2 separate regions of the Homo sapiens genome follow, and region 2 is linked to region 1. Evidence: chromatin loops called from intact Hi-C (ENCODE). Cell type or tissue: PC-9. All regions are shown on one strand. Each heading gives the region's core, and the rest is flanking DNA. Links, peaks and the distances in the headings are about the cores only. Region 1 has its middle 18 kb from the start of TEX101. Region 2 holds the start of LINC03078 (long intergenic non-protein coding RNA 3078).

The links. A loop is a pair of places that touch in the nucleus more often than their neighbours do. Peaks named below come from ENCODE experiments on the same cell type or tissue, not always from the same donor. Only the 100,000 strongest peaks of a DNase experiment are listed, where the experiment ranks them.
Region 2: a loop joins it to region 1, with 5 times the contacts of the local background. A loop is called at or near these places in 4 of 110 quality-filtered maps.

Annotation. Positions count from the first base shown.
Region 1 is chr19:43,430,638-43,436,013 of GRCh38, forward strand. No RefSeq gene overlaps it. Among named protein-coding and RNA genes, the nearest start is that of TEX101, 18 kb to the left of the region's middle. In PC-9, for the core only: CTCF peaks have their summits at 2,385 (motif pointing right) and 2,595; a DNase peak (open chromatin) is centred at 2,424.
Region 2 is chr19:43,326,746-43,332,121 of GRCh38, forward strand. It overlaps LINC03078 (long intergenic non-protein coding RNA 3078), which reads right to left and starts at 4,763. Exons shown (of 2, transcript NR_186343.1): 1 at 4,599-4,763; 2 at 2,244-2,763. In PC-9, for the core only: no CTCF peak of the experiment used is centred there; a DNase peak (open chromatin) is centred at 2,496; H3K4me3 peaks cover 4,886 bases; H3K27ac peaks cover 4,216 bases.

The DNA of each region.
Region 1 (5,376 bases), core at 249-5,248:
CAGGACTTTGGGAGGCCAAGGCGGGTGGATCACCTGAGCTCAGGAGTTCGAGACCAGTCTAGGCAACATGGCAAAATCCCATCTCTACTAAAAATACAAAAATTAGCTGGGCGTGGTGGCAGGCACCCATAATCACAGATACTCAGGAGGCTGACGCATGAGAATTGCTTGAGCTCGGGAGGCAGAAGTTGCAGTGAGTTGAGATCACACCAGTGCACTCCAGCCTGGGTGACAGAATGAGACCCTGTCTCAAAAAACAAAACAAAAAAACAAAAACTACACCATGGAATGAAAATGGAAAAAATGTTTCCTGGTACCTCCTAAGGCTAAACATATGTATCTCCTATGGCCCAGCAATCCACATCTGGGAATATACCCAAGAAAAATGATTGCATGTCTACGTACACGACTGCTTCTAGCAACTCTATTCATAGTAGCCGAAAATCAGAAAGAGCCCAAATGTCCATCAACAATACATTTGAATAAATAAACGTGGTATAGTCATAAAATGGAATGCCACACAGCAATTTTAAAAAATAACAGCACATGGACCAACATGCAACAGCATGGTCAAATATCATGACATAATATTGAGTGAAAGAAGCTAGACACTGCCAGACGCAGTGGCTCACGCCTATAATCCCAGCACTTCAGGAGGCCAAGGCGGATGGATCACGTGAGGTTGGGAGTTCGAGACCAGCCTGATCAACATGGAGAAACCCATCTCTACTAAAAATACAAAATTAGCCAGGTGTGGTGGCGCATGCCTGTAATCCCAGTTACTTGGGAGGCTGAGGCAGGAGAATCACTTGAACCTGGGAGGCGGAGTTTGCGGTAAGCCAAGGTCGCGCCATTGCACTCCAGCCTGGGCAACAAGAGCAAAACTCCGTCTCAAAAGAAAAAAAAAAGAAGAAGAAGCTAGACACCGCCAGATGCAATGGCTCACGCCTGTAATCTCAGCACTTTGGGAGGCCAAGGTGGGTGGATTACTTGAGGTCAGGAGTTCAAAACCACCCTGGCCAACATGGTGAAACCCGTCTCTACTAAAAATGCAAAAATTAGCCAGACAGGGCTGGGCGCAGTGGCTCACACCTGCAGTCCCAGCACTTTGGGAGGCCGAGGCAGGCGGATAACGAGGTCAGGAGATCAAGACCACCCTGGCCAACATGGTGAAGCCCCGCCTCTACTAAAAATACAAAAATTAGCTGGGCGTGGCAGCGCGTGCCTGTAGTCCCAGCTACTCGGGAGGGTGAGGCAGGAGAATCTCATGAACCCGGGAGGCAGAGGTTGCAGTGAGCTGAGATCGCGCTACTGCACTCCAGCCTGGCGGCAGAGTGAGATTCTGTAAAAAAAAAAATTGCCGGGCGTGGTAGTGCATGCCTGTAGTCCCAGTTACTTGGGAGGCTGAGGCAGGAGAATCACTTGAACCCAGGAGGCGGAGGTTGCATTGAGCTGAGATCGCGCCACTGCACTCCAACCTGGGTGACAGAGTGAAACTCCGTCTCAAAAAAATAAAAAATAAAAAGAAATGAAAAGAAAAGCAAAGAAGCTAAGCCGGGTGTGGTGGCTCACGTCTGTAATCCCAGCATTTTGGGAGGCCAAGGCAGATGGATCACCTGAGGTCAGAAGTTCTAGACTAGCCTGACCAATATGGTGAAACCCCCTTTCTACTAAAAATACAAAAAAAATTGCTGGGCATGGTGGTGTGCACCTGTAGTCCCAGCTACTTGGAAGGCTGAGGCAGGAGAATTGCTTGAACCCAGGAGGTGGAGGTTGCAGTGAGCCAAGATCGCACCACTGCATTCCAGCCTGGGCGACAGAGTAAGGCTCCATCAAAAAAAAAAAAAAAAGAAAGGAAAGAGAAAGAGAAAGAAAGAGAGAGAGAGACAGAAAGAAAGAAAGAAAGAAAAAGAAAGAAAGAAAGAAAGAAAGAAAGAAAGAAAGAAAGAAAGAAAGAAAGAAAGAAAGAAAGAAAGAAAGAAAGCTGGACACCAAAAGAAAAGAAAGAAGCTAGACATAATTGTATATGCATTTTATATAAGCATTAGGAACAGGCAAACCTAACTTGTGGTGACAGAAATGAGAAAATGGTCACCTCTGCACGCTATTGGGTGGGAGAATGCACAAAGGAACCTTCTAATATGACGGGAATGCTCTATATCCTGACCTAGGTGGTGGTTACAAAGATATGTACATAAATTCATTGAGCTTTATACTTCAGTTTTATGCTGTAAGTTATCTCCATTTTAAACGTTAAATTTTTAAAGTTTGAAATAAAACAGAATAGAATCAACAACTAGTGTATCAGTACTTTCAAGATACGCAAAGGATCAGAATGCAGGACCAGCCTGGTGGAGAATACACTGGGGTGGGGAGAACAGGGCCCCAGGTGCTCACATTCCCTCTCCAGCCACAAGGGGGCTCTCCCCACCTCAGCTCTCTACAGCCAAATCCTCTGGAAAACCCAGCCGCACATGACCTCGCCTATTCAGAAATGTCACTGCTGGCTGGGCCAGGTGGCTCACCCCTGTAATCCCAGCACTTTGGGAGGTCGAGGTGGGAGACTCACTTGAGTCCAGGAGTTCAAGACCAGTCTGGGCAACATAGTGAGACCCCGTCTCTACAAAAAAATAGAAAGAGAAATACAATCTCATGATTCAAATATACAACCATTGCGGAAAACTGTCAGTATTTAGCATAAACATATGCATACCTTATGACCTTGCCCTTCAGGTCCTGGCCTACATACCCAACAGAAATGCATACATATGTTCTCCAAATGACCTGTACAGGAATGTTCCTAGCAGCACTATTTGTAATTGCCAGAGATCGGCAGCAACCCAAATGCCCTCAACAGTTAGAATGAATAAATAAATCACAGTGGAATGCTATATACATCAATGAGAATGAATGCCATGCAACAACATGGATAATTCTCATAAAGGCAGGCACAGTGACTCAACGCCTATAATCCCAGCACTTTGGGAGGCCAAGGTGGGAGAATTGCTTGAACCCAGGAGTTCAAAACCAGCCTGTGCAACAAAGTGAGACCTCGTCTCTACAAAAAATAAAATAATTAGCCAGCCACTAATTATTGCTGCATCAATGGCACAATCATAATTGGACTACTGCAACACAGCAGAAAAGACCGCAGGCTCCCTAGACAGACTGCCTGGGTGTGAGTGCAGCCTTGGCTGGCTGTGTGGTCTTAGACAAGCTACTTAACCTCTCTGTGCCCCAGCTTCCCCATCTTTAAAATGAGCCAGCTGGGCACAGAGGCTGATGCCTGTAATCCCAGCACTTTGGGAGACCAAGGTGGGCAGATCATGAGGTCGGGAGTTCGAGACCAGCATGACCAACATGGTGAAACCTCATCTCTACTAAAAATACAAAAATTAGCCAGGCATGGTGATGCGCACCCGTAATCCCAGCTACTCAGGAGGCTGAGGCAGGAGAATCACTTGAACCTGGGATGTGGAGGTTGCAGTGAGCCGAGATCACATCATTGCACTCCAGCCTGGGTGACAGAGCAAGACTCTATCTCAAAAAAAAAAAAAAAAAAAAAAAAAAAAGCCTAATTATAGCACCTACCTCATCCAGTTATTGTGAAAATTAAATGAATGATTATTTGTAGAGCACTGAGAACAGTGGCCATGTATTCCATGAGTGTTACATGACTGTTTTACTATACCCTGGTATTGGACACTGAGATTTTTCTAATCATTTTATATTTCAGACAATGCTGCAACATACACCCTTATAAACGTATCATTTGCCACAAGTGTGAGAAGTGGAATAGTGGGATAGTGGGATTGGTGAACCAAAGAGGGTTTGTGCTGGTTACATGAAGAGATGTCAAATTTGTCTCCATTAAAGTTGTACCAATTTACACTCCCACCACAATGAAGGAGAGAGCTGATTTCTCACCATTACCCTGGTTGTGGTGATGGTTTCACAGGTGAATACATACATCAAAGCTCATCGCTGTATACCTCAAATATGTGCAGCTTTTGCATATCAATTACACCTCAATAAAGCTATTTTTTTTTTTTGAGACAGAGTTTCACTCTCGTCACCCAGGCTGGAGTGCAGTGTCATGATCTTGGCTCACTGCAACCTCTGCCTCCTGGGTTCACTTGACTCTCCTGCCTCAGCCTCCCGAGTAGCTGGGATTATAGGTGCCTGCCACCACACCCGGCTAATTTTTGTATTTTTAGTAGAAATGGGGTTTCGCCATGTTGGCCAGGCTGGTCTTGAACTCCTGAGCTCAGGTGATTCACCCGCCTCGGCCTCCCAAAGTGCTGGGATTACAAGCATGAGCCACCACACCCAGCCAATAAAGCTAATTTTTTAAAAATTATCATGGTCTCCCTTTTGAGAAACACGTAGTGGAGAAGGATGATAAATGATTCAACTGGGATGCAGCCAGCAAAATCCCAGATGTTGCAAACCCTATGAGAAAAAGGACCCTATTTATTCAGCAAACGTACTGTAAGAGAAGGGAGTGAGGAAGAGGGAGAATCCAAAAATTAAGACAGAATTAAGATACTGATCCATGAAATGCAATGTGTAGATCTTTGTTTCTCTCATGAGTTGAATAAACCAACTGTGCAAGAAATGTTTTATGGCGGGGTGTGGTGGCTCACACCTGTAATCCCAGCACTTTGGGAGGCCAAGGAGGGAGCACCTCTTGAGCCTGGGAGTTGGAGACAAGCCTGGGCAGCACATGAAGACCATCTCTAAAAAAAGAAAAAAATAAGTAACCCAGACATGGTGGTGTACCTGCAGTCCCAGCTACTTGGAAGGCTGAAGCAAGAGGATTGCTTGAGCCCAGGAGGTCAATAGGCTGCAGTGAACCATGATCACACCACTGCACTCCAGCCTGGATAACAGAGTGAGGCACTGTCTCAAAAAAAAAAAAAAAAAAAAAAAGAAGGAGTATTTATGAGACCCCAGTCAAATTTAAGGCACTGACCAGATAGTTAATTATATTAACAAGTTATTAATAACTTTTAGATATGATAATATATTATGGTCATTTTCTTTTAAGAGTTCTTATAAGATACTAAAGTTTTTGTCTCCTCATTATGTAGCAGTGAAATGATATGTTTGGGGTTGATCTCAAATTAATTGGAAAGATAGATGAAATAAGAAAAGCTGGGTGGTTAGGGAGGATCACTTGAGCTCAGGAGTTCAAGGCTGCCATGAGCTATGATTGCACTACTCCAGCCTGGGCAACAGAACAAGATGAAAGAAAGAAAAGAAAAAGAAAAAGGGAAGGGAAGGGAGAAAGAGAGAAAGAGAGACAGATAAAGAAAAAGAAGGAAGGAAGGAAGGAAGGAAAAGAGAGAAAGAGAGAAAAAGAGAAAGAAATGG
Region 2 (5,376 bases), core at 133-5,132, 100 kb before region 1:
TGAGGTGATCAGGCAGCGTCAGTCTTCAGCCGGTAAGCCAAGAAGGAGTCAGTCAGAGAGCCTTGGGCCCAGAGTTCCTTGGGCTCTGGGAGTGGCTGCCAGGTGAGTTGAACAGTCCGATTTTCAGTGGGGTCCCACACAGATGGGACGCGGCTTAGGAGGAATCCCAGGCTGCGGGCATTCCTTGGCCCAGTGGCCAGATTTCCGGCACGTGTAGCAAGCGCCTGGGGGAGGAGGTTCTGGAGGAACGCCTGGTTGCTATGGTTCAGGCGTTTGGAAGTTCTTGTGTGCTGGAGATGTGGCTGGGGTTTGTCTCACAGTGGAGGCAAGGAATTGCAACTTTTTTCTGTTATTGCACACCTTGAAGGTGAGGTTAATTAAGTCCTGTTGTGGGGTTTGAGGGCCAGATTCCAATTTCTGGAGTTTTATTTAATGTCGGGAGCAGATTGGGTAATAAAATGTATATTGAGAATAAGATGGCCTTTTGACCTTTTAGGGTCTAGGGCTATAAAGCGTCTCAGGGTTGCTGTCAAACGAGCCATGAACTGGGCTGGATTTTTATACTTGATGAAAAAGAGCCTAAACGCTATCTGATTTGGGATAAAGAAAAAGGAGCATTAACCTTGACTATGCCTTTAGCTCCAGCCACCTTTTTAAGAGTAAATTGCTAGGCAGGTGGGGAAGGGCTAGTCACGGAACGAAACTGTAAGCCGGACCAGGTGTGAGGAGGGGAGGCAATAAAAAGATTACAGGGTGGAGGAGCGGAGGCTGAGGAAGAATTGGGACCTAGCTTGGCCTGGCAAGGAGGGGAGAGGTCAGATGGGTCTGTAGAAAAGGAAGATTAGAAAGACTCAGCGACGCTTGGGGTTGGGACTGAGGGGACAGGCGGGAGATTTGGGACGAGTTGCACTGGGCACAGAGACTAGGAAGGGACTGATGTGTAAAAGAATGCCTGGACGTCAGGCACCTCAGACCATTTGCCCATTTTACGACAAGAATTATTTAGATCTTATAGGATGGAAAAATTGAAAGTGCCGTTTTCTGGCTATTTGGAACTACTGTCCAGTTTGTATTGGGGTCAAGCGGCATTGCAGAAGAAAATGAGATGCTTAGATTTTAGGTCAGGTGAGAATTGAAGAGGTTTTAAGTTCTTAAGAATACAGGCTAAGGAAGAAGAAGGAGGAATGGAAGGTGGAAGCTTGCCCATAGTGAAGGAGGCAAGCCCAGAGAAAAGAGTAGAGACATGGAGAAGGGGTGGGGGTTTCTTGCCCACCAGAAAAGCAGAGAAAGGGTCGGAGCATGGAAATAAGGGATTGGGGTGCAGACATAAGAGGTTGGGGCATGGAAGTAAGGGATTGGGGCACAGAGATAACAGGTTGGGGCGCGGAAATAAGCAATTGGGGCACAGAGATAAGAGGTTGGGGCATGGAAATAAGCGATTGGGGCGCAGAGATAAGAGGTTGGGGCATGGAAATAAGCGATTGGGGGGTTCTTGCCCCCTAGGAAAGCGGGACTTACCGCTAAGGGTGAAGGAGAAGGGGTTGAGTGGTACTTGCCCCTGCCCCAGGAAAGCAGAGAAGGGGTGGAGAGAAGGAGAGAAGGGGTTGGGGTACTTGCCCCACCCCCGGAAAAGCAGAGAAGGGGTAGAGACAAGGAGAGAAGGGTTGGGGTACTTGCCCCTTCCCCAGAAAAGCAGAGAAGGGGTAGAGACAAGGAGAGAAGGGGTTGGGGTACTTGCCCCTTCCCCAGAAAAGCGGGACTTGCCGCTAAGGGTGAAGGACCAAGACAGGCGTCCCTGCGTGGTCTGACACCTTTGAAACGTGGGTGAATAATCAGAGAGGCGTCCCTGCAATGATTAAACACCAAGGGAAAGCTGCCTTCCCAGTCTGTGACCGGCGCCGGAGTTTTGGGTCCACGGATAAAACATGTCTCCTTTGTCTCTCCCAGAAAATGAAAGGAATTGAAATTAAGAGAAGGGAGAGATTGAAGAGTGGAAAGGAGAAAGTGGTTGAGGGACAGTGAGAGAGGTTGGAGAAGAGAGTAAGAAGAGACCGCTTACCTGATTTAAAATTGGTGAGATGTTCCTTGGGCTGGTCGGTCTGAGGACCTGAGGTTGTAGGTGGATCTTTCTCACGGAGCAAAGAACAGGAGGACAGGGGATTGATCTCCCAAGGGAGGTCCCCCGATCCGAGTCATGGCACCAAATTTCATGCGCGTCCATGTGAAGAGACCACCAAACAGGCTTTGTGTGAGCAACATGGTTGTTTATTTCACCTGGGTGCAGGTGGGCTGAGTCCGAAAAGAGAGTCAGCAAAGGGAGATAGGGGTGGGGCCGTTTTGTAGGATTTGGGAAGGTAATGGAAAATTACAGTCAAAGGGGGTTGTTCTCTGGTGGGCAGGGGCGGGGGTCACAAGGTGCTCAGTGGGGGAGCTTCTGAGCCAGGAAAAGGAAATTCACAGGGTTAATCACTCAGTTAAGGTGGGGCAAGAACAAATCACAATGGTGGAATGTCATCAGATAAGGCGGGGCAGGGCCTTTTCACTTCTTTTGTGATTCTTCAGTTACTTCAGGCCATCTGGGCATATACATGCAAGTCACAGGGGATGCGATGGCTTGGCTTGGGCTCAGAGGCCTGACATTTCTCACATTTCAAAATGTAACAATGGTTTTCCAACAGTCCATTACCTCTTTCCAGCATTACCAGTAAAGTCCAAAGTCCCAAGTCTCTTCTGAGACAAGGCAAGTCCCTTTTGCCCATGAGCCTGTGAAATCAGAAACAAGTTATTTACTTCCAAGATACAATGGGGATTTAGGCATTGGGTAAATACTCCAATTCCAAAAGGTAGAAATAAGCCAAAAGAAATAAGATACAGGCCCCATGCAAGTCTGACACCCAGCAGCACAGTCTTTAAAACTAAAGCTCCAAAATAATCTCCTTTGACCCCATATCTCACATTTAGGGCACACTGATGCAAGGGTTAGACTCCCAAGGCCCTGAGAAGCTCTACTCCTGTGGCTTTGCAGGGCTCAACCCTCATGGCTACTCTCATGGGCCGGCATTGCGTGCCTATGGCTTTTCCAGGTGCAGTGTGCAAGCTGCCAGTGGCTCTTCCATTCCAGGGTCTTGAGGATGGTGGGTATCTTCTCCCAGCTCCTGGCCCAGTGAAAACTGTGTGGAGACACTTACCCCACATTTTGCTTCTATACTGCCCTAGTAGAGGTTCTTCATGAGGGCACTGCCCTTGTAGCAGGCTTCTGCCTGGACATTCAGGCTTTTCTATATATCCTCTGAAATGTAGGCTCCCAAGCCTAAACTGTTGCACTTTGTGCACCTGCAGGGTTACCACCACATGGAAGCTGCCAAGCTTTATGACATGTACCTTCTGAAGCAACAGGCCGAGCTGTACCTTGACCCTTTTGAGCCATGACTAGAGCAGCTGGGATGCAGTGAGCAGTGTCCTGAGGCTGCACAGGGCAGCAGAGCCCTGGGCCTGGCCCAAAATTTATTCTGTCCTCCTAGGCCTCTGGTCCTGTGATGGGAAGGGCTGCTGCAAAGGTCTCTGAAATGCCTTTAAGGCCTTCTCCTTATTGTTTTGGCTATTAGCACTTCGCTCCCTTTACTTATGCAAATTTCTGCAGCCTGCTTGAATTCCTCCCCTGAACATGGGCTTTTCTTTTCTACCACATGCTTTCCTACACACTTTCAGAAAACTGGATCTCATGAGAACTCACTATCATAATGACAGCACCAAGGAAGATGGTGTTAAACCATGAGAAACATTAGTTTATTTGCCAATGTCTGAGGTAGGCAGGTGAGGACAGCGTTTGTGCTGTTGTGGAAATGTGTTCTGAACAGGGACCTTGAAGTGAGGTGGAGGAGGTGGCCAAGGGAGAGAACACTCAGGACCCCAGATGGCTGCTGCTGCCCAGGACATCCCCGCCTCTTATGGATGTTACCCAGATTGTAGCAGGGAGAGGCTTCCTTTAAGTAGAGAGTAAACGGACTAAGAAAGCGATAGATGGCTCCACATGCCAAGAATGTTCTTTTCCTTTTCTCTCCCTTTTCTCCCTCTCCTTTTCTTTTCATGATATCAAATGCCAGAGAGGCGTGCAGAGCACGTAGGGGGCCTTCCTTGCGTTGCTGCTACCCAAGCCTGCCTGGGCTGTAAGTTCCCCCGGAGCACCCCTTTGCCCCCACCTGTGGCATGGTCGGCCTCTCTTGGGCCCAAGCCTACCCTCTGCTTCCTCAGAGCGGGTCTCAGACCAGGCAGGGGGTTTCCCAGGAGTCCCTGGGAAGGTTTGTTTTCTGCAGTGCCATGGTGACATAAATGGTTGCTTTCCTTATCATTTTTCAATATTTAGTGGCCACTGATTACTGCCTTAGAAACACGGAGCAATTGAGGTTTTCCTGCCCCTTTCCAATTCCAGTTCAATGTAATTTTCCTGCTGTGACTCCTGTCCCTCTCTGATGTCCTCTCCCCTATTCAGGCTTCAACAGAAGCCTTCTATCCCCTCTCAAAGCTCCGTCCTCCCCAGGAGACACCAGCCAGTCTCTGTGCTTCCTCCTCCCACCCTCTCCCAGGGAGTCCTCCCTCACCTGTGAGCAGGAGCCCCTGCCAGGGGATGCATCCTCTGCGGGGAGGGGCTGAGGGGGGCCTCATGGTCTCTGCTGCCTGCTTCTCTTCTGTGGAGAGGAGCTTAGCTCCAGGATGATCAGAGCTACTGTGACTGCCAGTTCTGCTGTCTTTCCTCCCTCTGTGCTGAGCCTTCTCTCAGGGCAGGAGCACTTCCTAGGGCCAGGGGCAGGGGCGGGACTCTGCCCAGGATGCTTCTCTGTCCCCTCCCCTCTCAGTCCTGCCTTCTGGTTCCTGCTTCCCCTTCCCTTCTGTGTGTGTTTGGTCCTTAGGACCTGCTGAGGCCATTTGCCTTCTTCAGATATGGCTCTCCTTCCACACTTGTCCACACACACACACATATACACACACAGAGACACACACAGAGACACACACAGAGATGCACACACACATACACACAGACATGACACAAACACAGACACACATATATACAGACATACAGGCAAACACATATACACATATATACAGACATAGAGGCAAACACTCACATATACAGACACACACACATATATACTCAGATTCATTGAAACTGAGACACATGTACACATACAGATACACAGAGCTGTCACAGGACAAACTAGCACAGATAAAGACTTCAAGTGGCTTTATTTGCCGTCCTAAAATCGGGCGAGACTTCATCCCATGAGACAATACGTGGGTCAAGGAGCTGAGCAGAAGCGCGGGTTTAATAGAGAGGGGAGGGCTGCGGAAAGCAAACACAAAAAACAGGGCCACTCGGGA